3 separate regions of the Homo sapiens genome follow, and regions 2 and 3 are each linked to region 1. Evidence: chromatin loops called from intact Hi-C (ENCODE). Cell type or tissue: CD14-positive monocyte. All regions are shown on one strand.

What was found. Hi-C counts contacts between places; a loop is a spot of excess contacts. Peaks named below come from ENCODE experiments on the same cell type or tissue, not always from the same donor. Only the 100,000 strongest peaks of a DNase experiment are listed, where the experiment ranks them.
Region 2: it touches region 1 in a loop (5-fold over the local background); 29 of 110 quality-filtered maps call a loop at or near these places.
Region 3: a loop joins it to region 1, with 2.6 times the contacts of the local background. A loop is called at or near these places in 4 of 110 quality-filtered maps.

Annotation. Positions count from the first base shown.
Region 1 is chr6:11,571,071-11,579,070 of GRCh38, reverse strand. TMEM170B (transmembrane protein 170B) reads right to left here. Exons shown (of 3, transcript NM_001100829.3): 3 at 1-3,640. The coding sequence ends at 3,510. Among named protein-coding and RNA genes, the nearest start is that of TMEM170B, 37 kb to the right of the region's middle. In CD14-positive monocyte, CTCF peaks have their summits at 3,142 and 3,342 (motif pointing right); a DNase peak (open chromatin) is centred at 3,360; H3K4me3 peaks cover 703 bases; H3K27ac peaks cover 4,286 bases.
Region 2 is chr6:10,950,737-10,958,736 of GRCh38, reverse strand. It overlaps SYCP2L (synaptonemal complex protein 2 like), which reads right to left. Exons shown (of 30, transcript NM_001040274.3): 24 at 3,520-3,621; 25 at 2,495-2,601. It overlaps LOC101928191 (a long non-coding RNA gene), which reads left to right and starts at 4,648. Exons shown (of 3, transcript NR_125851.1): 1 at 4,648-4,692; 2 at 6,356-7,068. RefSeq lists enhancers at 4,100-4,149, 3,907-4,201. In CD14-positive monocyte, CTCF peaks have their summits at 3,812 and 4,013 (motif pointing left); a DNase peak (open chromatin) is centred at 4,036.
Region 3 is chr6:11,516,665-11,524,664 of GRCh38, reverse strand. LOC105374928 (a long non-coding RNA gene) reads right to left here. Exons shown (of 5, transcript NR_187824.1): 5 at 541-2,034. Among named protein-coding and RNA genes, the nearest start is that of TMEM170B, 17 kb to the left of the region's middle. In CD14-positive monocyte, no CTCF peak of the experiment used is centred here; DNase peaks (open chromatin) are centred at 1,254, 1,634, 4,894 and 5,234; H3K4me3 peaks cover 3,563 bases; H3K27ac peaks cover 6,230 bases.

The sequences.
Region 1 (8,000 bases):
ATCTTGCTAGCTCTTGGTGTACTCAAGGTAAAGAATTCCATCTTGGTAATTCTTGTACTTCTTACTAGAGAAAATACTTGGTAGAGCACTTTACATAGTGGATCCACACGAAGTGTTTACAAAATAGAATTATTTGCTGTATGAGTGGCAGCCTAGGTACATCAATGTGGCAGCCACATTTTCTTCATTAGAGGTTCTTTAAAGACCTTTCCCACAACATTCTGTGATTTCAAATTATCCCGTTGCTCATATCACAAATACAAGATATACAGGCCAACTCATTTCTTTATTTCTCTCATTTAAAGTACAAACAAAACCCTTATACTTTTTTGAGCAGTGAAATGTATGCTGCAAATACTAAGAAAGTATATTGGGTAACAAACTGTAACACTGTTTGGTAAACATTAAGATCTAAAGAATAATTCTGCTCCAGGCCCTGAAGATAGCCATCATTTAGGACTTCACTTATCCTAGGCAAGGTAGGCTATTACCTTGGAACTGTCCCATGGTTCGGAAGACTGCTGGTTCTCCTTCTTTTAAAGTTTTAAGCATTATTTGCAGTTTATTTGAGGCCTCCTGACTAGCTGTGATCTATGGCATTTTTAATCAGTATGTTCAACTGTAATTAGTTTGGGCATGTAGGAGTTCCTTCTTTGGGGAGCTGATTTCACTATAAACAATATTTTATTAAACATTTTTTAAATAAAGGAGTGTCCACTATAGAGGATCCTCCCTCCCTTCTTGCATTTGTCACGAAGAAAATGTACTGCTAAATCACATACGAATTTTAACAAAGTATATAACCCAAATACATCAATAAGGACTTTTGTCATGTCCCAAACAAGGGTCTCCAGCTCTATTAAGTGAAGAAAATTTTCCCAAAATTCAAAATTTTCAAACATCCTCAAACCTATTTAAAAGATCATTACACTGAACAAATTTTCCACTAGAACATGAAAGTGTTCACTGAAAAAAAGCTTTCCAAGTAGACTGTATTCATATATAGCAGCTCTCTATATACCTATATAATGATATATACGTGTGTGTATATATATCATTAAACATTTCTTGTGTCTATAGGAAAGCTACTAACTTTTTAAAAATTTCAGCATATAAATAGCTATTAAGACAATTCACAAACTCAAACTATTCAACTGCATCTCAAAACATCAAAAGAGAGACAGTTGCACAAAATCTCAATGGAAATAACTGAAAACAGCAAAGAAACCAAAAATAACCCCTAAAATTAAAAGTATACACATACACACACAATTGATAATGTAAAGCAACTTGATAATAACTGCAGGACACTCTACAAACTAATTATTAACCGTTCAATTATACTTTCATTCTAGAGTAAAAACAATAGTTTAAATCTCTTTGGTCCACACATTAGTACATTTAATGTATCCAAGTTATTTTCTTGTTAATTTTGGATTATGAATCATGCTCCATATTACTTTACCATAACTTTCTTAAATCATAAAATAAACATATGTTAAAATAAGTATTCATTCTGGAGATCTGAAACAATTTCCACATGCTATTGGTAATTCCTCTGGAAGAATACGAATGCTTTAAATTATTGACAGAATAGCCAAAGTAAAAGAAGAACACAATTCAAGTCTGGCAGAAAAGAAAAAATCAGATTGACTTGGAAAAGTTATGCCTAAATTTAATTTGTAAAAACATCAGGAATATAAAGAACACATGAAAACAATTTCAGGCCTGTACATAATAAAAATAATCAATTTTAAGATTTACTTCAAAGATCCATGCATAGTTGCTTATTATTTTTTTAAAACAAATTTCCAAGCCAGTGTTAGTAAATCTCCCAAATTGGCTTCCATACTGAGAAAAGTACTGCCTCTCCAACTTCTCATTGGTAAGTTGTGGATATACTCTGCTTCTGGATAGAGAAAAAGTGGTATGGGTAACAAAGTTCTTAAATTTGAATGTAATATAACAAAGGCCTACTTTTATAGCAAATTGGATTAAACAGCAAGGCTACCAGGTTATTTTTGGATTATCCTTAACTTCATATTCTCTGCAATGTCTCCTTTGAGTTAGCACATTATAATTGTATCTGGTGCCAAAAAAAATCTCATTAGGAGACCAGTTCAACCCTACTTCCTATACTCTTACAATTACGTATTGCCAGAACCTCTTAAAATGTTTTATATAAAGGACATTTCCACTTTTGCTATATGCCCTCACAGATTCTTCTACTAAACTTAAATCATAACTTCATATCATAAATCAAGAACTGAACAACTGAATTACTCTAATACACGCTCAGTACTGCATTGATATGCTGAGACTAATTGCCAAATTTTAAAATTATCTACTATATTCCCCAATTTTTACTTAGCAAAATTATGATGTTGCCACATGTCCAAAGTAAAATAGTTCATTACTCTTCCTATATAACTTACTTGTTACTTATTTCTACAAATGAGGTCTTTATTTCCAGAGCCTAATTTAGGCCAGTCTCTAAAAACAGTTAATACTCCAGAATGAAAGACTGTTTATGTTTTGTCAAAAATCAAGATATATGCAACACGTAATACAATCCCACTGAGATACTAGTTATAAAGATGTTTTGTCCATGAGATACAAGGCAAAAACTTTCTTTAGAAGGGTCAAAGAATGCAACATGCATTTCAGACTTTTTTCTTACAAAAATTTTTAAGAAAATCTTCAAATTACATTTTTATGACGCACAAACTACAATCAATGTGTATGACCCTTCAAGTTTCTGAATTTGTATAAACAGAATATGGATGCATGAGAGAAGCTATTAAAAGGGTGTTACTTAAGTTGGTGAAAAGTATGCACCCTATAGAGCTACTCTGAGTTCTTAAAACAGTTGAGCTAGTCTTCAGTTAAGAAGACTTATCTTCCACATCAATTAAATAACAATAATACCTAAACATATTGAAGCCCTAAATCCCAGAAACGCGCAACATTAAAAACCAAATAATTTCTCTCATATTAAACAATTCAGTATTTAGCACTCATACGGGATTTAGTGTTACCGAACAAAAATCTTAGTACATTACCTGAATTCATGTCAAATATGTTCACAGCACTCAGCTACATCTACACTTGCAAATTGTCACATGATCAATGTTAACAAAAAGAAAAGAGTTTGGCACATATATCAATACCTCAAAACGTCCCTGTAACTTAACATAACACTGTTAGGAACGATGATTTCAACACCAATGTTAACCTGATAGGCAGCTAAACAAGGTGCTTTTTCTTGTAACTTTACATAGTGTCTTAATGCACCTTGCCTGAGACAGAGGCACATAAGGTGCAGTGCGGTAGTGCAATCACTTGAACACCAGAGGGCAATCCTTCCACACAGCTCAAGGTCTTCCTTATGCTTTGACCTGCTCAGTCCACATTCTTGCACAATTTCATTTCCACTTGTTAACAATGCCGTTTTCAGGGAATCTGTACATCTGTTTCCTTATGTGAAGTAAGACATTCCCACAGAAACCTCAAAGTGTAGCGAGGATCCTTGAAAAGGAGATGATTAATGTCAGTACAGTCTGTCCAACGCCCCATACCAGCGCTTCCAAAGGGGCCATGTTCTTCCCAGCTACTCTGTAAATGCCCGCTACTGCTGCACCTAAGGAGAAACGGGAGAAAAATGAAGGGATACAGTCACTCGTTTTATAACACACTGCATGCTGCACCTTAAGAGCTCTTTTCATTTCATCAAAACATAAGTCATCATTTTTTTCTCATTTTATCCACTTTCTATGAAAAAGTTTCCCTGTGATTGGTGAAAGTTACAACTTACCATAATACACTTAGCCACTTATTTGAAAAACAGACTTTTCTATTCAACCAAAAGATATATATTTATGGTATATGCTGCATACTTGATAGCAAATATGTTCATAAACAATGAATAATTCATTATTGCAACCTCTCACCTGGGCATTCAATTAACTAGACCTCTTTAGCATTTTTGTAAACATACAGTATAACATACTGATAATTACAAGTGATAATGCAGAAAAATAACATAATTTAATGTAATTTCTAAATTATTAATAAATATTTTAATATTAAAGGTATCTTTTCTGAATAATATGAATTCTTAAATATCATGTAAAATATAATACCTGACTAATCCATCTCACAATCTACCATACAAAATAGTTCTTGCTTTTTAAATAAACCATCCGACTCTAAGTTATTTGGAGACTAGTATCTTGACGTCTAATAAGAATGGAAAATGAACCTGACATCTATTCTAGTGAGGTTCCTTAGGTAATGTACACTTCTGAGAACGGGAGAATCTCAGTGTATGAGGAACCTCAGTGCTCATCTGATTCAACATCTGATCTTCACAGACCATCCATAATGATGTGGTATCTAAGCGGCTAACTTTAAAAGTACATTTAGGAACCATAAAGGAGGAAACATTTAAATTATAATATGCCATCCCACAGATGGAGATGGCCTGAAAACTCTTTTTCTAGAAAAACTGTCTATATATCCTAAAATGGTTAGATAAAAGAACATAAGACAAAGACGAGAAGTTATCTGAAAATACTGAATTGACAATTACAATTAAGACGGAAACCTACTCATGAAAATTAGAATATAATTTTTACTTGTCAACTTAGAAAAAAATTAGCTAAAGATTAATTATTTGTACTTCACTCAAAATCTTCCAAATAAAAGTTATTGTATTGCTCTGTAAGAGATGTAAACAGGAAAAGCAAATTACTAACCTAAGCCAAGGACTTTCATATACATGTTTTAAAATAAAAGGAAATTAAAATAGTGTACTTACCATATACTATGTATTTTGCAGGAACTTTACAAATATTATCATATTTAAATATCATACCACCCCCTCAGTATTATCACCTAATTTAAAGATGAAAAAAACAGAGGTTCAGAGAGGTTCAGTTACTAGCCCCAGGAAATACAGCAAGTACAAGAGCCGGGATTTTTCAATCCAGGTTAGTCTGGCTATAAATCCCAAAATCATTCTATCACTTCATATTTATACTAAGTGAAAATGAGAACGAAGAATTCAGAGAATGATAAAGTAGCTAATAAGCATCTCAAAACTCCTAGTAGCACCAACATTTACTTAACCAAACAATGAAATCACTTGTATAATTGGTCACATATCCAAATTTTAGGATTAGATGACATTCTTTAAAAATATTAAGTATCCTACACCTTTGTTATCAGAAATTATGTTAAAATAAACTAGAGTAATACTCTTTCTCTTTGGATTCATCCTAGATTTATATGACTATCTTCCATTTTAAAAACCACATTTTAGCCTCCATCCCTCTGATACTAAGTTTTCAATCATGATCCACAGCAAGGGGAAAATCGAAGCAATTACTAGCTCAGGCTGCCTGCGAAATGGCAAACAACTGTGTCAATTCAAACGTTGCATGCTTACATAAGGTGAGGAGCATGGGTTGTAGAGCCAGGCTCCTGGATTAAAATCCAAGCTCCACTACTTAGCAACTGTGTTACACTGGACAATCACAGCCTCCCATGCCTTGCTTCCTCCACTGTAAAATAGGTGGGCACGAAGATTAAGAGATGACACTTGTCAAGTGCTTAAAACAGTGGACGATCCTAGTATGTACTCAACAAATTTTGGCTAGTAGTCGTCATAGTAGTAAAGGATAAAGATAATTCCAATCAGTGATTCACCATTCAATAAATGGTGTTGGAATGACTGGTAGCCATTTCAAAAAAATAAATTTAGGTCCCTGCTTCACACCATTCCCCAAAATAAATTTCAGATGGATTAAATAACTAAATGTTAAAAACAAAAGTACACATCTAAACTTTAAAATGTAAGAGAATTATGTTTATGATCCTAGGAAAAGAGATCTTAAGACCACAAAAAAAGGGTAAAACCCATAAAGGTTTCACATCAATGAACAGACTGGAAAAATATTTGCTATATGCAAAACAAACTGATGATTAATATTTAGAATATAAACACACATATATACATGCATAAACACACACAATCAATACAGCATTTCTGTAATCAAACAAAAACAAAACAAATGTCCACCATCAGTTGGAGATAAACTATATGAAGTCCATACCATGAACCCATACAATTTCAAAAGGAAAATATAGATTTGTATGAACTGAAATAAAAATAACTTAGATATATCATTTAGGTAACAAAGAAAATAAAACATAAAACAATACATATTCTCTACTAGTACATACATACATATGTATGTGTGTATGTATGCGGTATGTATGTAAATATGTATGAATGAATGTAATGCATCAACAAATATCTGGCGGATACATACCAAACTGAAAATAGGGCTTACTTCTGAGAAGAGCACTAGTTTGAGAGTGTTGGTCAAAAGGGGCTTTGCTCTATCTATAATGTTTTGAGTTTTACATAATGAATATAATCATATATTACTCACGTAATAAAATTTTTAAACTCTAACTTAACTTCTATACCTAACTTGCCTAAAACACCCCTAAAATTCCAAGAAACTTTCATCTTAAATGTCAGGATATGAAAGATATTTCATTTTAAATGCCAGGATATCTTTCAATCCTATTTATCAAATAAAAATATTGGTATACAATGAAAAAGTTAAATAAACTCTTGATTTAAAATAGCAGGGCATAAATATATTATGGAATATAGTAGGAAATAACTATATTCCTTGTATGCAGCTATAACTTATTCATTTTCACTGCCATACAGAATTCCAAGTATGAATATACCACAATTTATTTATCCATTCTATGGCCAACAACATGTCTTTGTTTTCAGTCCTTTACAATCCCAAACACTGCTCCTGTGAATGTTCTTGTCTACGACCCCTAGCACACACATGCAGTCAAGAGTTTCTCCATGACCCACGGGTAAAACCAGAACTGCTCAGCCCTATGGTATGGGCCTTTTCAACTTGACTAGATAGTGCCAAATTATTTTTCTAAATTAGCTGTACCAATGTGTATTTCAGTTACTCCATATCCTCAGAGGCAGGTGACATCCTTTTTTGTTTTTTAATTTTTTTTGCCAATCTAGTGGGTAAGAGATATTATCTATCTGATTAATTTACAAATCCTTGGCAATTAATGTGATTGAGTTTCTCTTCACATATTATTAGCCATTAGGGTTTCTACTTCTATGAAATGCTTAAGTCCTTTATTCACTTTTCTACCGGGTTGTCTTTTTATAACTTGAGTCACAGGGTTTTTAAAAAATATATAGTCTAGATATTAATCTTTTTACAATTATATGAAGTTATATATTATTTTAACAAATATCTTACCCCAGTTTGTTCTTTAGTTTTCACTCTCCTTAGGGTGTCTTGCTGAACAACAGCTAGTTGAAAGAGTACATTAAGATCTTTATTTTCTTGGTGATTTATGAGGCTAATATATGCAGGCATGCAGAGAAGTGGGATAGGGTTCTTGAAATAAATAACGCATGCGGATCTGCCACTGTCAACAGTGGCAAACATGATCAATTAGAAATAAGGAAAGATCCCAAATGAAGTGGAGAAAGCAATACTGCCAAGATGATCTGAAGGTGAGTAAAATATACAAAACTACAAGAACGAAGGGGAACAGGAGAGTCATCAGCAGACAGAAAACACTGATACACAACATCAAGTGCCTGCAGATGAGCATTCCAATGAAAAGTGATGTGATCTGCCCTGTGTATTTCCTGACAGAAAGCAAATGATAGCCTGTGGTCCTAGCGACTCAGGAGGCTGAGTTGGGAGGATCACTGGAGCTCAGAAGTTCAAGGGTACAGTAAGGTATGAGTGTGTCACTGCATTCCAGCCTGGGCAGCAGAGCCAGACTCTATCTCTAAAATGGAAAAAGAAAAAAAAAAAAAAGCAAGCATATGATAAAGGTTAAGGGTGAAGAGGCACAAAGAGCTATGGGTGGAAAAACAGAAAAAAAAATAGAACAAGGTTAAGGCAAGAATTAGTTTTGATAAT
Region 2 (8,000 bases), 620 kb after region 1:
ATAAGTTGAGTGCATGCTTTGTGTTAAAAAGATGCTGCCAGCATGTAATAATATTCATAGCAAATGTGAGTGCTAAGCAAGTGTGATCAGGCATCATCCTATACACCTGTCAGGTATTACCCCAGGTTCAGGACCAATACAGAACAAGTTGAAATAGAAAAATTTACACTCATGCTACCTGATATAGTTTGCATATTTGCCCCCACCCAAATCTCATATTGAAATGTAATCCCCGATACTGGAAGTGAGGCCTGGTGGGAGGCGTTCGGGTCACGGGGGCGGATTCCTCATGGCTTGGTGCCATCCTCACAACAGCGAGTCATGACACCTGGCTGTTTGAAAGTGTGTGGCACCTCCCCGCCCCTTGCTCCTGCTCTCCCTATGTGACACGCCTGCTCCCCCTTGGCCTTCCACCATGAGTAAAACTCCCTGAGGCCTCCCCAGAAGCCAAGCAGATGCCAGTGCCATGCTTCCTGTATGGCCTGCAGAACCTTGAGCTAATTAAACCTCTTTTTTTAAAAAAAAATAAATTATCCAGTCTCGGGTATTTATTTATAGCAATTCAAGAATGGCCTAATATACTACCAATACACACAATGAATACTATGAATAAATTTCTATTACTAATTGGCTTACATTGGTATCACAGAAAATAAGACTCTGGAGATCTAAGTTAATTAAATGAATGTTGGTTAGAGTAATATACTTTTCTCAAATGTACTAATAAATAAGTCATTTGGGATTATAAGTAACAGGACAAAAAAGGAAAAGACTGAAATGGTTCCAATATTCATCTTGTAGACAAGATTTTGGGATGGGCTGTATGCACAGTGTCTCAAAGGTCTGCCACCACTCAGCCGGCCACCAACCCACAGTCCACCTCCGTCTTTGTCTCAGATTGCTCTTTTTTAAAAAAAATAGAGACATGGTCTTGCTCTGTTGCCTAGGCTGGAGCACAGCGGCATGATCATAGCTCACTGTAACCTTGAACTGCTGGACTCAAGGGATTCTCTTACCTCAGCTTCCTGAGTAGCTGGGACTACATGTGTATGTCACCATGTCTGGCTAATTTTTAAAAACATTTTTTGTAGAGACAGGGTCTCACTATGTTGCACGGGCTGATCTTGAACTCCTGGCCTCAAGCGATTCTCCCCCCTTGGCCTCCCAAAGTGCTGGGATCCACAGGCATGAATCACCATGCCCGGCCCCAGACTCCTCTCTAGCCCACTTGGTTCCATCCTTCCCCTCCTCCTTGTCTATCACTGTGACCAAATCATTGCTTTCTGGTAGTTCAGTTGTCTGAAAATGCTACCAATGAAACCAAACTATCAGTCTGATTTACACATAGGTCCACTTGGTCCCACTGGGGCAAATGGACATGGAATAGCTGTCTTATAAATACAAACCACAATTCACGAAGACTGAAATCAGTGACCACAGCTAAGACAAATACCCCTCCCCAAACACTTAGAAGCACTTTCACATATGAAGGTCAACAACAGCATTGATAAGTAATATGAACTTGTTACTTTAAATTCATAATGAACTACCTTTTCCTTCTTTCCTCTTTTTCAGCTTTGTTGAAGTATAATTGACAAATAAAAATCAGGCCAGGTACAGTGGCTCACACCTGTAATCTCAGCAGTTTGGGAGGCTGAAGCAGGAGGATCACCTTAGGCCAGAAGTGTAAGACCATACTGGGCAACATAGAAAGACCCTATCTCTACAAAAAATTTTAAAAAATTAGCCAGGTGTGGTGGCATGCACCTGTAGTCCCAGCTACATGGGAGGCTTAGGTGGGAGGATCACTTGAGCCCAAGAGTTCAAGGTTAGAGTGAACTATGATTTCACTGCTGCACTCCAGCCTTGGCAACAGAACAAGATCCTATCTCTAAAAAACTAAAAACAAAAGTGTTATGTATTCAAGGTATACACATGATTGATATACATATAAACTGTGAAATGATTACCACGGGCCAAGCTTGGTGGCTTACACCTGTAATCTCAGCACTTTGGGAGGCCGAGGCAGGTGGATCACTTGAGCCCAGGTGTTTGAGACCAGCCTAGGCAACATAGTGAGACCTCATCTCTACTTAAAAAAAGATTTTTTAATGATTACCACAATCAAGCAAATTAACATATTCATTACTTCACACAGTTACCTTCTTGGGGGGTGGTAGGAATACTTAAGATATACTCTCTTAGCGAATTTCAAGTATACAGTACATTATTACTAACTATAGTCACCATGCTGTATGTTAGGTCTCCAGAACTTATTAACTTGTAACTGAAAGTTTGTATGCCCCATCCAACATCTCCCATTTCCTCTAACCCTGACCCCTGGTAACCACCCTTCTCCTCCCTGTTTCTGAGTTCAACTTTTTTTAGATTTCAATATAAGTGAGACCATGTGGTACTGTCTGGCTTATTTCACTTAGCATAATGTCCTCCAGATTCATAACGCTCTAGTTTTTTAAGTTTTGTGGACTACTACCTCATATTTTCTTTTCCGTTTTTTAGTGAAGTTTTCAAAGGTTGGGAGAATGGCAGAACCGTTCAAGTTCTCTGGCACAACTTCTAGGGATGAAGTGGAAATTCCTTCTGGAAAACAAAAACAAAACATGGAATAAAACTAACAAAGTGTTCAAAGTAGACTTGCTCAATTCATCAGTTGCCCAGAGGATGAGTTATTTGGAAGCACAGATGCGAACCATGGAAGCCCCGCTGACTGCCTGGACATGACCTCGCTCTCTGGAAAGTGCTCATTTCTTCTATATCTTCCCAGCACTTTAAATCGGGGCAACTGACATTTTGTCTAAGAAGCAGGCCAAGGTGTTGTAATAGGTTCTAAGGAGGACATATAGCTAGGGTATTTCTCTGGTGTAACTGCTTCTGGGTGCCAGTCTTCAGAGGGCTTGCAAGGGGTCTGGTGCTGTTCTGAGGGATTTGCAAGCATCAATTAAGTCTCACAAAAATTGTGTGAAGTAGGTACTGTCAGGATTCCCATTTAACAGAGCTTGCATAAGTCTTGCATGCTCATACCAGCAGCTCCTGGATTCAAATCCAGGCTGTCTGGAATCAATGCTTTCAAATCTGTTGCATTGGAGCCCTTTGTTTCAAAATGCATGGTACCATTTGTCCAGAAGGCCAGCCTCAAACATGCAGACATTCCAGATCATTCTTCTTAATCGGTATAGATATTTCTCACACAAAAATTTGGTTGATAACTATCAACCATATCAGAGACCTATAACTTTAGGAACCCTTGGGCCCTGAAAATTCCCAGAAGGAAGAGTTACGAGGAAGAAATAAAAATGCTAGGGGATAATGGCACTTGCTTTTATCTATAATTTGTGCAACAACTTATTTGTCTCCAAAAGCACAAAAGCTTAGTTTTTAGGATTTTGTAGCTACTATGATCTTAAAACTATACCTCCCTTGTGATTCATGTTGTTACATCCTGTGCTGACCCATTTATCCCACTCCTACTTGAACCATTGGCTGGGTGCATGATGTTACCTGGCAACTCTCTTTCTTCTGTTATTGAGAAAGGGGATCCCGGAGCAACCTCTTCTTCCAATCTTGATTGTTGTGACTTAGCAAAACTACCTTCTGGTATGTCTACAGGCAAACAGAGCACATTTCCTTTTGACCCGAAATTATCTTGTTCATTTTTTGGCAGTTAATGTCTTACTGTGAAGAGTACCATCTGAAACTTGTCCCCTGCCTGTTGCTAATGAGTTATCATTCGGTGCATCGACTAGGCACAAACCAAGTATCGAAGCACGATGTCTACTGATACCTGAACATGGGAACAGGCATCCCTTTGATGAGCTCAGTTACATTTAGGAACACTCTGCTTAGCACAGACCCCTCACTAGGCAGAGCGTTCCTAAGTTAAGCAGTAATGGTAGACATCAAAAGCAACGCTTCCAGGGCTCTGAGCTAAATAGCAAGACAGCAAGGTTTCCAGGCAGATGGGCCTTTGGAAGTGCTTCAGCTCACACCCCGGAGCGCGCCATCTGCTGGTGACACGGGCACATCGGCGCTATGCTGAAGGCTACGTCATAAACGAGGCCATCTTGCCTCCTCACAGCTCAAGTGATTTTGAGAGACTCGAACATAGATTCCCATTTCAATTCAGCATAACACTAAATATTTTCTATTCTGATGTTCACTTTTATCCCAGACATGTCTGGTCCTCATCATCTTATCAATGGCACCACCATGGTTCACAGAGCCCTGGCTTTATGCTCAACTCCTCCTTTTCTTTGCTGCCCGCTTCTCCTCCATCCTCAAGGTTCTGCCTATGGAATGAATCCCTCCCTCTCTGAGTTCCTGCCCAAAGCCATCTCCCTAGAGGAAATCGTCAATCCTTCACCTTCAATTGTCACTTCCAAATCTCTCTCTTGCCTGAGCTCTCTCAAGCGGCCAACTTGTGTCTCCAAGTATTTGACATCTTTACTTCAAACCCCACTCGAGTCTATCCCTCCCACTTAAAACCACTCTCTCCCCCGCACTGTACCTTTAGTTGTGACATCATCTGACTTCTCTTTTGTCACATGCCTGTCTAGTTGCTGTTGGTTTTTCTCTCTGAAAGTTCTGGAATTCAATTTCACTAATTCATTCCATGAATATGTGGACGTTACTATGTGCGAGAGGCAGGGCGATGCGGCTGGCAGATAGTGAGAGGTAAAGACGAAGTGACCCTTCCTCCACTCTGCTCCTGATATCCTGGTCTCCTTGTAGTTCCTTGGACATCCCAGGCACGGTCTTACCTCAAGGCCTTTGCACTTGAGACTCCTCTGACCTCTGACCAGAGCACATCCCCATAGATCTGCACCAAGGATTTCTCCATCCATCTAACCTTAAATTTCAATGTAGCCTCCCAACTCTTCACACTCTCTTCCCAGCTTAATTTTCTTCTCAGCCTTTATCACATACAACATACTACATGTTTTACTTGTCCATCATCTGTCTCCCACACTAGAGGGTAAGGCCCAGTGAGGGCAGGCATTTTTTTTCTTCACTACCATATCCCTGACACCTACAGAAGTGTCTGGCACATAGTAGACACTCAATAAACATTTGTTCAACAAATGAATAGATGAATGCTGCAGAATACCCAAGCTCCTACAAATAAAACACCTGATATGCCCAATGGAGATCTCAATACAACAGATAAGAGTTTATTTCAGTTCTCTTATTCTAATTCTCCTAGTGGTGAGGGTAGAGGTAGAGAAACATCACAAGCTTTAGAGACCTAAATAGCCACTACATATTTGCTATAGTGGCCATGCTTTGGGCTATTGCTACAAATTTGCCACTAAGAAAAAAAAAAGTTCCAGAAGGGGCAGAACAGGAAGTAAGGAAAAGAAACTGCCTTTATTAATAGACAAATAGCAATTAATACATTTAACACTTTAAGACAAATAGCAGTTAATATATTTAGCACTTTAAGATCTGATAAAACTACCTTTTGGAGGAATCTATAAATATATGAATTTGGAAAAAAAGAAAATTATAAATGAGAGGTAAGAAATACCAATTGAGAAAGAAAAAGGATGATCTCAAAGCAAAAAGGATTAAACTAGTAATAATAGTAACTAGTAATAACTATTAAGGACAGACCTCATGGGACACCCTAATTAGTATTCTATAATAGTACTTTCATAAACTGAAAAATTCATTAGAGATCACATTCCCATTCTGCAGAACTTAGAAAAGAAACAGCCAGTATCTGGCCTCTCTGTAATAAAAAAAGAAAAGAAACACATTAAGAAATACTCTTATCTGTGAGAGGCATCTTATAGGAGCTAGTACCTCTTTTCTTCTCATTGCACTTAGACTTAGGTGTGTCCATTTGTTTGAAGGGTTTGGATGGATATTTTCTGGGGGGATCCCGTCATTTCAAGGGCAAAGATTTTTAAAAATAAAAAAAAAGAACCCAATTACAACTCTATCCTTTTCTTTCAGCCTCAAGGCAAACAACATTCATGCTTGCATCTTCTGTGGTGTCTATACCGCAGTCAGGGCCAAAAGAAACCACTTAAAAAGGATTCCACCTAGCCTCAATTAGGCACTGATCAACAATCACCACGTTTCTTTTCCTTACTACCTGTTCTGCCCCTTCTGGAACTTTTTTTTTTTTTCTTGGTGGCAAATTTGTAGCAATAGCCCAAAGTTTGTCCTTGAATTTCAATGTTCCACCCCCATGCATACCTGGGGCAAAGCAAGGCATCTGTCAGCACAGACACTAGTTACATCCACCAAAGAGAGAAATCCAGGAACATCGTGTAAATAACCTGGTCACCCTTTGAATGAATTATGCGGAATTTGTGAACCTACTAACAAGGGATCATCCAGTTGGATGGCTTCAGGGACATGGAAATCACTAGACTTTTAGAAACCTTCTTCGAAGTGGCAGTGCTCGTGAAGTTCTTTACCTTTACCAAAGGCATGGCTCTCCAGAGAGCACAGGCTCCTGCACAAGAACCAGCACTTCATCAGGAGAGGCTGCAGGTACTAAGTGATGTCCTTGGCTCAGTTTTGTTTCCATGGTAACTGTATGCCACTTTTCACTAGCACGTTTCAACATTTTCATAACAGAGTTAAAACTACATACACAGAACACCTCAAAAATAAACACAAACGCAGTCAAGTCATCTTAAAAGAATGTGAAATCCATGTGTATGTGTTGGTGGCTGCAGAGGGGGTGTGCTCCTGCTCTCACAAGAACCCGGCTTTCTTCATTTCCAAGAAAAGTGAAGACAGGTACAATCTGAGGAGCTTCTGAACTTATCTTGGGTAGCCGACTGGGCACAAGTTTCAGTGAACGTATGTTTGGCATCTGTGTTGTATTTTTCAACTTACAAAACTTCTGTTAAAAACAATGTTTAATGCCAGACCTATGGTTAACAGCCAAGCTCCCCTAAGTTAAGGCATTTTTTGAAACCTTGCTCTGAAGTGACACCCTGTGGTAAACAATGATAAAGGCCAACAGTCTTTCCTGAGCAAGAACAGAATCTACCAAAAGATCCTCTGTGGTTTTTACAGCGCTTTCCCAAGGCAAGTACTTTGTTTACCGATGTTTATTAAGTGCTAAGAGTATGACAATTTAAAGACTATCTTTACTGTTGAATTACTCAGTTTGATGGGAACTACTAAATATCTTTTGTATAGATTAATGCAGTTAAGAATGGATAACTCAACTGATAATAAATATTTATTTGTGACTACATATAAATGCTTAAATAGCGAATCAAGCAGAGTTTCATCATTAAATGTTGGGTTTTCTTTTTGTTTGTTTCTTTTGAGACAGGGTCTTGCTTTGTCACCCAGGCTGGAATGCAGTGGCACGATCACAGCTCACTGCAGCCTCATCCTGCCAAGCTCAACCACCCCCATGTCAGCCTCCAGAGTAGCTGGGAACACAGGGACACGCCACCATGCCTGGCTAATGTTTTTGTAATTTTTGTAGAGACAGGGTCTCACTATGTTGCCCAGGCTGGTCTTGAACTCCTAAGCTCAAGCAATCTTCCTGCCTTGGCCTCCCAAAGTTCTGGGATTACAGGCATAAGCCACCATGCCCAGTCTTAAATGTTGGGTTTTCTAAGTTTCTTACTCCATTCCCTTGACAAATACTTATGGAGTGTGTCTATATGCCGGGCACTGAGCTAGGAAGGAACTATCCTCCTGACTCCTTCCTGATTCTGGAGACCTCTCCAAGAAAGTAGATGAAGGCAAAATTCAAAATCTTAAAAAAAAAATTATCCTCTGGCTGGGCATGTGGCTCATGCCTATAATCCCAGCACTTTGGGAGGCTGAGGTGACAGATTGCTTGAGTCCAAGAGTTCAAGACCAGCCTAGCCAACATGTCAAATCCCTGTCTCTACGAAAATTACAAAAATCCGTTGGGTGTGGTGGCATGCACCTGTAGTCCTACCTACTTGGGAGGCTGAGGTGGGAGGATTGCTTAAGCCTGGGAGATCGAAGGCTGC
Region 3 (8,000 bases), 54 kb after region 1:
TTTCATTTGCACCAGATTTGGTCTTCGATGAAGATATCATATCATCTCCCAATTCTTTAGCTATTTTCCTCTCCTTGGAGATCTTATTTATTTTCTGTGTTTAAATATACACAAATAACTCCTATTAAAAGAGAAACAAAATTGAAAACAACATTCACTTTATTGTTTACCTGACTCATCTAAGATCACTTTTTCCTTTCCCTTACAATAAAAATTCTTCAAAGAATAACACAGTATATTGCCAACATTTAACTGAGTTCCGTTTTTTTCCCCTAGCGATGGGGTCCCGCTCTGTTGCCCAGGCTGGTCTCGAACTCCTGGCCTCAAGCAATCTTCCTGCCTCAGCCTTCCTAGTGGTTGGGATTACAGGTGTGAGCCACCGCACCTGGCTTTAACTGAGTTCTTTCTATGGGGCAGACACTGTGTTAAGCATTTTTCATGTTATATTAATCCTCCCTATGAGCAAAGTGTTATTCTCCTCACTTTAAGGATGAGTATATTAGTTTCCTGATGCTGCCATAATAAAATACTATAAACTGGTGGCTTACAATAGCAGAAATTTATTTTCTCATAGACCTAGAGGCTGGTAGTCCAAAATCAAGGTGTTGGCAAGCCCCTTCTGAAGCCTCAAGGGAGACTCTGTTCTGTGCCTTTTTCTTAGTTTCTGGTGTTGCCGGCAGTCCTTAGCGTTCCTTGGCTTGCAACTGCATAACCTCAGTCTCTACCTCTGTCATCACGCTGGGTGTCTTCCCTGTGCATGTCTCTCTCTGTGTCTCTCTCCTCTTCTTATAAGGACACCAGTCATATTGGATTATGGAGCCACCCTTCTCCATTATAACCTCATTTTAACTAGTTATGTCTGTAATGACCCTACTGCGAAAGAAGGTCACATTCTGATCTGGGAAGGACATGAATTTGGGGGACCATATTCAACCCAGTGCACTGGGACTTAGATACACTTCTACTCGTTAAGTTGTACAGTTTGGGTGGAACCAGGATTCAGGTACTGTGACCATCAGAGCCTGTCATCATAACTGCTTCACTATTTGATGTGACCACTGGCCCATCGCCTTGCTGCTCCTCCTTCATCCATGTGATCCCGTTTCCAGTCCCAGATTGCCATTGAAACTCTTCTCCTAAAGGACCTCACCTTCTGGATCATCCAGCTTCTTCCTGCCCTAGTGGTGACATCCTCCTCCTTAGCACTCTGCTCCCTTGGTTCTCTGGCCACACTCTGAGTCTCACACTCCAGACCGGGTGTTCCCTCTTGCGCTTGCTCATCTTACTCATCCTATGTCCTAAATGTGGGTGCTTCCCAACTCACATTTCTCTGTCCTTCCCTTCACATTCTTTCTTTCTGAAATCTCTTCCATTCTCAGTTTCAGTTGTAACTTCTATGCCATTGGCTCTCCCTTCTGTGTCAGTCTGTTTCTCCCTGCTGCCCTCTCCCCTAAGCTCCAGCCTCATACCTTCAAACTCCTGCTAGACAAGAAGTCCTACCATCATCTCTAGCCCAGCATGCTCAAGCCAGGTATTTTTCTTCCTTGAAAAGCTTTCATCCTGTCTCACCATATGCACTGACACACATGTCCTGGCCCAAGTCCTTGCTGTCTCATGGAAGGAACACTACAGCAATGCCCTAGTTAACTGGCTTGATGCCAGTCTCCACCCTTCCAGTGTGTCTTGCATAACCTTGACCAACTAATCTCTCCAAACCCAATTTTAATTCTTTTATTCCCTGTGCTCAGCCATTCCCTATGTTCTGCTGCTTCATGTTTACACTCCTCTGACATCTCTTTATCCACCATCTTCACCCAGTATAATTTCCCATGGCTTCAATATGCACTTGTACTCTAGTTAGGCATTGCTTCTCTGCAAAACTGAGCATATTCTCATTTCTGTGCTGTGACTTATGTTATCCACTCAACCCTTTATCCTCTCCAATCTTGCCTCTTCCATCAGGCCCCAGATCAAATCTCACCTCTTCTATGCAGTTTTCTCTACCATTTCAGGTTTCATTCATTTCAGTGGAGCCTCAAGGAAAGAATAACAGAAAAGTGGTCAGAAATGCAGGATGAACTTGCTCTCTCCGTGTCCTCTGTTCTTAGCTTCTATGTTTATATTTGCTCCATCTTTCTCTCTCTCATCTCAGAACTTCTAAAAATCAGCATACACATTACTCTGAGCTGTCCTGTTTTATTAATTGTTGCTTTACGTCTCTTCTCAACTATTTTATCAGACAAGTGAGGGCAAAGGCCACAACTCATCTTTTTTTCCCTTAATAGCTATACCACCTAACACAATATTGAATACTTACTAAACAATTTTCACTTAATTTACTTAATACAATTTCACAATAAGTTGAGTGGAGTTTCTTACAGAAGTGCCAAAAAACTGTTTCTGAAACCTAATGTGTTCTAGACACTAGTTTTCTAAGCCAAAAATATTTCACTGAAGGTAGACAGAGTCTGCAATGTGAAATGTGAAGATAATTTTCTCAATCATATAAGCAAAAATTAGTTTTCAGGATATTTTAGAGTTGTGTTAATTCTCTGCTATCTTCAGTTTTCTAGAAAAATTCTTAAAGCTATAATAAACAAGATAAATTATATTGGTAGTACTGGAAAATTTTTATTTAGCAATGTCAGTGAGTGCTATTCTTTTTGTCTTAATCACTAAATATATGTCACATAAATTTATGCTGAACCCATGCCAAATTTCTGAAAATAGAACTCACTGACATTCAAAAGACAAAAAATACTCAAGTGCTTCATTCCCACAGTATTAAAACTATTGTCTATATTGTAAATAATAGTAAGGCAAACAAAACCTGATTTCTTTTCCGTGAATAACAAGAAGGAATTAGAACTTTTTGAAAATGAATCTGAAAGGCTGGGCACAGTAGCTCACACCTATAATCCCAGCACTTTGTGAGGCAGAGGCGGGTGGATCACCTGAAGTCGGAAGTTTGAGACCAGCCTGACCAACATGGTGAAACCCTGTCTCTACTAAAATACAAAAATTAGCCAGGCGTAGTGGCGGGCGCCTGTAGTCCCAGCTACTTGGGGAGGCTGAGGCAGGAGAATTGCTTGAACCTGGGAGGCAGAGGTTGCAGCGAGTTGAGCTTGCACCACTGCACTCCAGCCTAGACGACAGAATGAGACTCCGTCTCAAAAAAAAAAAAAAGAATCTACAGAAGTCACTGAATGTCAAATCATAATCATTTTCTGACAATCTACTCTCTCTAGTCAGGAAAATATACATAAAAGTTTGACACTGAACTTTTATGAGAGCAGAAATGGTCTAAGTAGTTCTAGGTTCAGCACTTTGGTGAGTGCGCAGGAAGCACCAGAAGTTTACAGCTAAAATGGACTCTATCCAGAATCTGTAAGGAACTTAAAACAACTCAACAAGAAATAAAACAAGTAACCTCATTAAAAAATGGGCAAAGGACATAAACAGACACTTATCAGAAGAAGACATATAAGTGGCCAACAAACATATGAAAAAATGCTCATCATCACTAATTATCAGAGAAATGCAAATCAAAAGCACAGTGAGATACCATCTTACACCATTCAGAATGGCTATTAAAAAGTCAAAAAATAACAGATGCTGGTGAGGCTGTGGAGAAAAGGTAATTGCTTACACGCTGTTGATGGAAATGTAAATTAGTCCAGCCACTATGGAAGACAGTTTGGAGATTTCTTAAAGAACTTAAAACAGAACTACCATTTGACTCAACAATTCCATTACCGGATATATACCCAAAGGAAAAGAAATCATTCTACAAAACAGACACGTGCACTCATATGTTCATCACAGCAGTATTCACAATAGCGAAGACGTAGAATCAACCTAGATGCACATTGATGGTGGACTGGATAAATAAAATGTGGCACATATATACCAGGAAATATTGTGTAGCTGTAAAAAATAATAAAATCATGTCCTTTGCAGCAGCATGGCTGCAGCTGGTGGCCATTATCTTAAGAAAGTGAATGCAGGAACAGAAAACCAAATACTACATGTTCTCACTTATAACTGAGAGCTAAACATTGAGTACACATCAACATAAAGATGGGAATAGTACATACTGGAGACCTCTAGAGGGAAGAGGTAATGGAGCATGGGTTGAAAAATTACCCATCGGATACTATGCTGACTACCTTGGTGATGGAATCATCCATACCCCAAACCTGAGTACCATGCAATACACCCATGTAACAAGGCTGCATTTATACCCCCTGAATCTGAAATAAAAGTTGAAATTATTAAAAATAAATAAAATAAAATGTACCCTCAGATTGAGGGAATAGATAAAAGAGGGGCTATCACCATGGGTGAAGCCAAAAGTATATGGACCATGATTAAGGCTGGTTGGTTGTTTGTAGGAGAAAACCTCCCACAAGCCACATTAATTTTTGTATTATTTGAGCCTTTTTAACAGAAACTCAACTTGACCAAAAAAAAAAAAGAAAGGTTGGGATTTGGGTATTATTATTATTATTTTTGAGACAGAGTCTTCCTCTGTCACCCAGGCCAGAGTGCAGTGGCACAATCTCGGCTCACTGCAACCTCCGCCTCCCGGGTTCAAGTGATTCTCCTGCCTCAGCCTCCCAAGTAGCTGGGACTATAGGCACGCACCACCATGCCTGGCCAATTTTTTGTATTTTTAGTAGAGACAGAGTTTCACCATGTTGGCCAGGCTGGTCTCGAACTCCTGACCTCATGATCCGCCCTCCTTGGCCTTCCAAAGTGCTGGGATTACAGGCGTAAGCCACCATGCCCGACCTGCAGTTGGGTATTATTAATCATTATAATGATTGAGGGGTTTCACAGAATCAAAAGGCAGGAATGAAACTGGAGTTCTGGAAGGAAGTGAAACCAACAACTGACAGCTGACAGAATCCAGGAAGTACGTTTGTACATCTTTGCTTCTCCTTTTTGCATCTTCTCCTATCTTCTTTCTCCTTAAAGACTTCCTTTCTCTGGTCTTCAGGCTACAAAGTGGGCTATGGCTGCAGGACACATGAAGAGACAAACTTTACTCTTGGACTTAATTTAGAAATTCTTGGGTGAGAGCCTAATTGCCCAAGTTAAATCAGATTGCCAGAACTTGAACAATCAACTGTGGCCATGGAACTGATTATCTACTATAAATTTGGTTGCCCAGAGACTGCTTCTGTGGTTTTAACCATAATGTGGAAATGTTCAGTTTTGTGACTTGCCCTAAATTTCATCAGGGGCAAGGGAAGAAAGGAGCATGCACAATAAACTTAATGTGACAGTAGATGACAAAAACAAATTTGTTTCATAATTAATTCCTTGAGTCATGCTTGTTTAACATTAAAGTTACATTTTGGATAGGGGATTGGGAATAGAGTTATTTTCATAAAAGAACAGTCATTATAAGTTTGGCAGATACTTCAGAAATAGATGTCTATTGGAAGTACAATTCGGATATAACTTAAAATTAGAATTTATGTCTTCAGTAAATGAAAATGCAGAAATCATGAAATGAAAGCTAATATTGCCATAGTACATGAATACAAAAGTAACTGAATCTCAAGAAGTCTTGAAAAAAATTACATGCAAGTTAATATTAGGTTGAAAAATGCATTATCCAAATGTTTTTTTCCCCTGTCTCCTATGGTTCTTGTGTGAGATTATACAAATTTTATGACATCATATTCAGAAGATTAGGAAGACCACTAGAGTAATATACTGTGGGCAAAAGAAACTATTTTGGGAAGACTACCTCAAAATGTCACTTTTGGTGATTTCTGGGTTGTGTGATGACAAGGAATTTATTTTTATTTTTATTTTTACTTGATATGTTATTTTTGGAGCTGTTGTTGGTGAAAATCTGTTGCTTTTATAATTTAAAAGGATTATTTTTATAAGAAGAAAAAGAGTACCCCTGCAGTAGAAATATCACTATATTAGTGGAAACAGTGCTTTGATTAGCTGATACTACATTACCAATATGTAAATAGGAAAGGATAACACATCAGATTACCATACCAGACAAAAGCATTGATGAACATTCAGATTCCTTTTGCATAAACTTTTCCATTTGAATATCCAATTGTTTCAGCACCTTTTGTTAAAAAAAATTTTCCTTTGCCCCCAGTATAATTACTTTGGTGCGTCTGTTGAAAATTAATTGAGTGTGTAAGTGTGAGTCTGTTTCCGAGCTCTCTATTCTGTTCCATTGATATTTGTTAGACCTTATGCCAATACCATATACTATCTTGATTAACTTTAGCACATTTTGAATTCAGATAGGGTAAATCTTTCAATTGTCTTTTTCTTTCTCATGTTCATTTGGGTCTTCTAATCCATGAACATAGTATATATCTTCATTTATTTGGGTTTTCCTTAATTTATCTCAACAATGTTTTGTAATTTTTAGTGTAGAAATTTTGTATGGTTTTATTTAATTTATTTGTAAGTATTTTACATATTTCTAATTGCTATTGTAAGTGGATTTTTAAAAATTTTTCAATTGTTTGCTGCTAGTACATAAAAGGACGATTGTGGAGTATTGGCCATGTATCCTGTAATATTGTTAAATTTGCTTATTAGTTCTAGTGGTTGCTTATACGTTCCTTAGAATTTTCTACATCAACAAACATTATATTCTTTATTTCATTTTCTTGCCCTATTTCATAGGCTAGGACTTCTATTACAACATTAAGAGGGTACATCTTTGCCCTGAGTCCAATCTTGAAGGGAATACGGTTAGTCTTTCACCACTAAGCATTATATTAACTATAAGAATTTCATAAATATCCTTTATCAGGTCAAGGAAATTTCCATCTTTTCTTAGTTTACTTAGTGTTTTTTTAGGGTTTTATGTATGTATTTATTTAGATTTAGAAGATACAAGTTCAGTTTTGTTACATAAATATATTGCATAGTGGGGAAGTCTGGGCTTTTAGTGTACCTGTCATCCAAATAGTGAACATTGTACCCAATAGGTAATATTTCAACCCTATCCTCCTCCCACCCTCCCACCTTTACAGTCTCCAGTGTCTATTATTCCACTCTGTATGTTCATGTGTACCCATTGTTTGGTTCCCGCTTAGAAGTGAGAACATGCAGTATTTGACTTTCTGTTTCTGAGTTATTTCACTTAGGACAATGGCCTCTAGTTCAATCCTTGTTGAGCAAAAGACATAATTTCATTCTTTTCTATGGCTGAGACGTAATATATATGTATATATAATATGATATTCTCTTTGTCAAATCATCCATTGATAAATACTTAGGTTGATTACATAACTTTACTATTATGAATAGTACTGTGATAAACATATGAGTGCAGTTGTCTTTTTAGTATAATGATTTATTTTCCTTTGGGTAGATACTTAGTAGTGGGATTGCTGGATCAAATGGTAGTTCTATTTTTAGTTCTTTAAGAAATCTCCATACTGTTTTCCATAGAGGTTGTACTAATTTACATTCCCACCAACAGTATATAAGTGTTCCCTTTCTGCTGTATCCTCATCAGCACTTGTTGGATTTTTGGCTTTTTAATCATGGCCATTCTGGCTAGTGTAAGATGATATCTCACTGTGGTTTTAATTTGCATTTCTCTGATGATTAGTGATGTTGTGCTTTTTTAAAATATGTTTCTGGGTCACTTGTATGTCTTCCTTTGAACATGTTAAGATGTAAACCCAACAAATGAATGTAAACAACCAGATGTGGAACATCTTTGGATTACTTTCTATCCAAACTCTAATTCTGTCTTTATGGCCACATAAAAAAGACGAAATCTACATTGAAATCTCGGTTTGGTGAGTTCACAGTTTCTGCTGCTGGTTGGTAATTTCCTTAACTACCCTTTCCATATTTCTAACAATACACTAAAACACCCATTAGTCAATGGTCAATCCTGTGCTTTATTGTAATATTTTATAAAATATATTCCTTCTCCTCACACCTCCTTAACATTTACTTTTTAAAACAACTGGTAACTTAATAATACC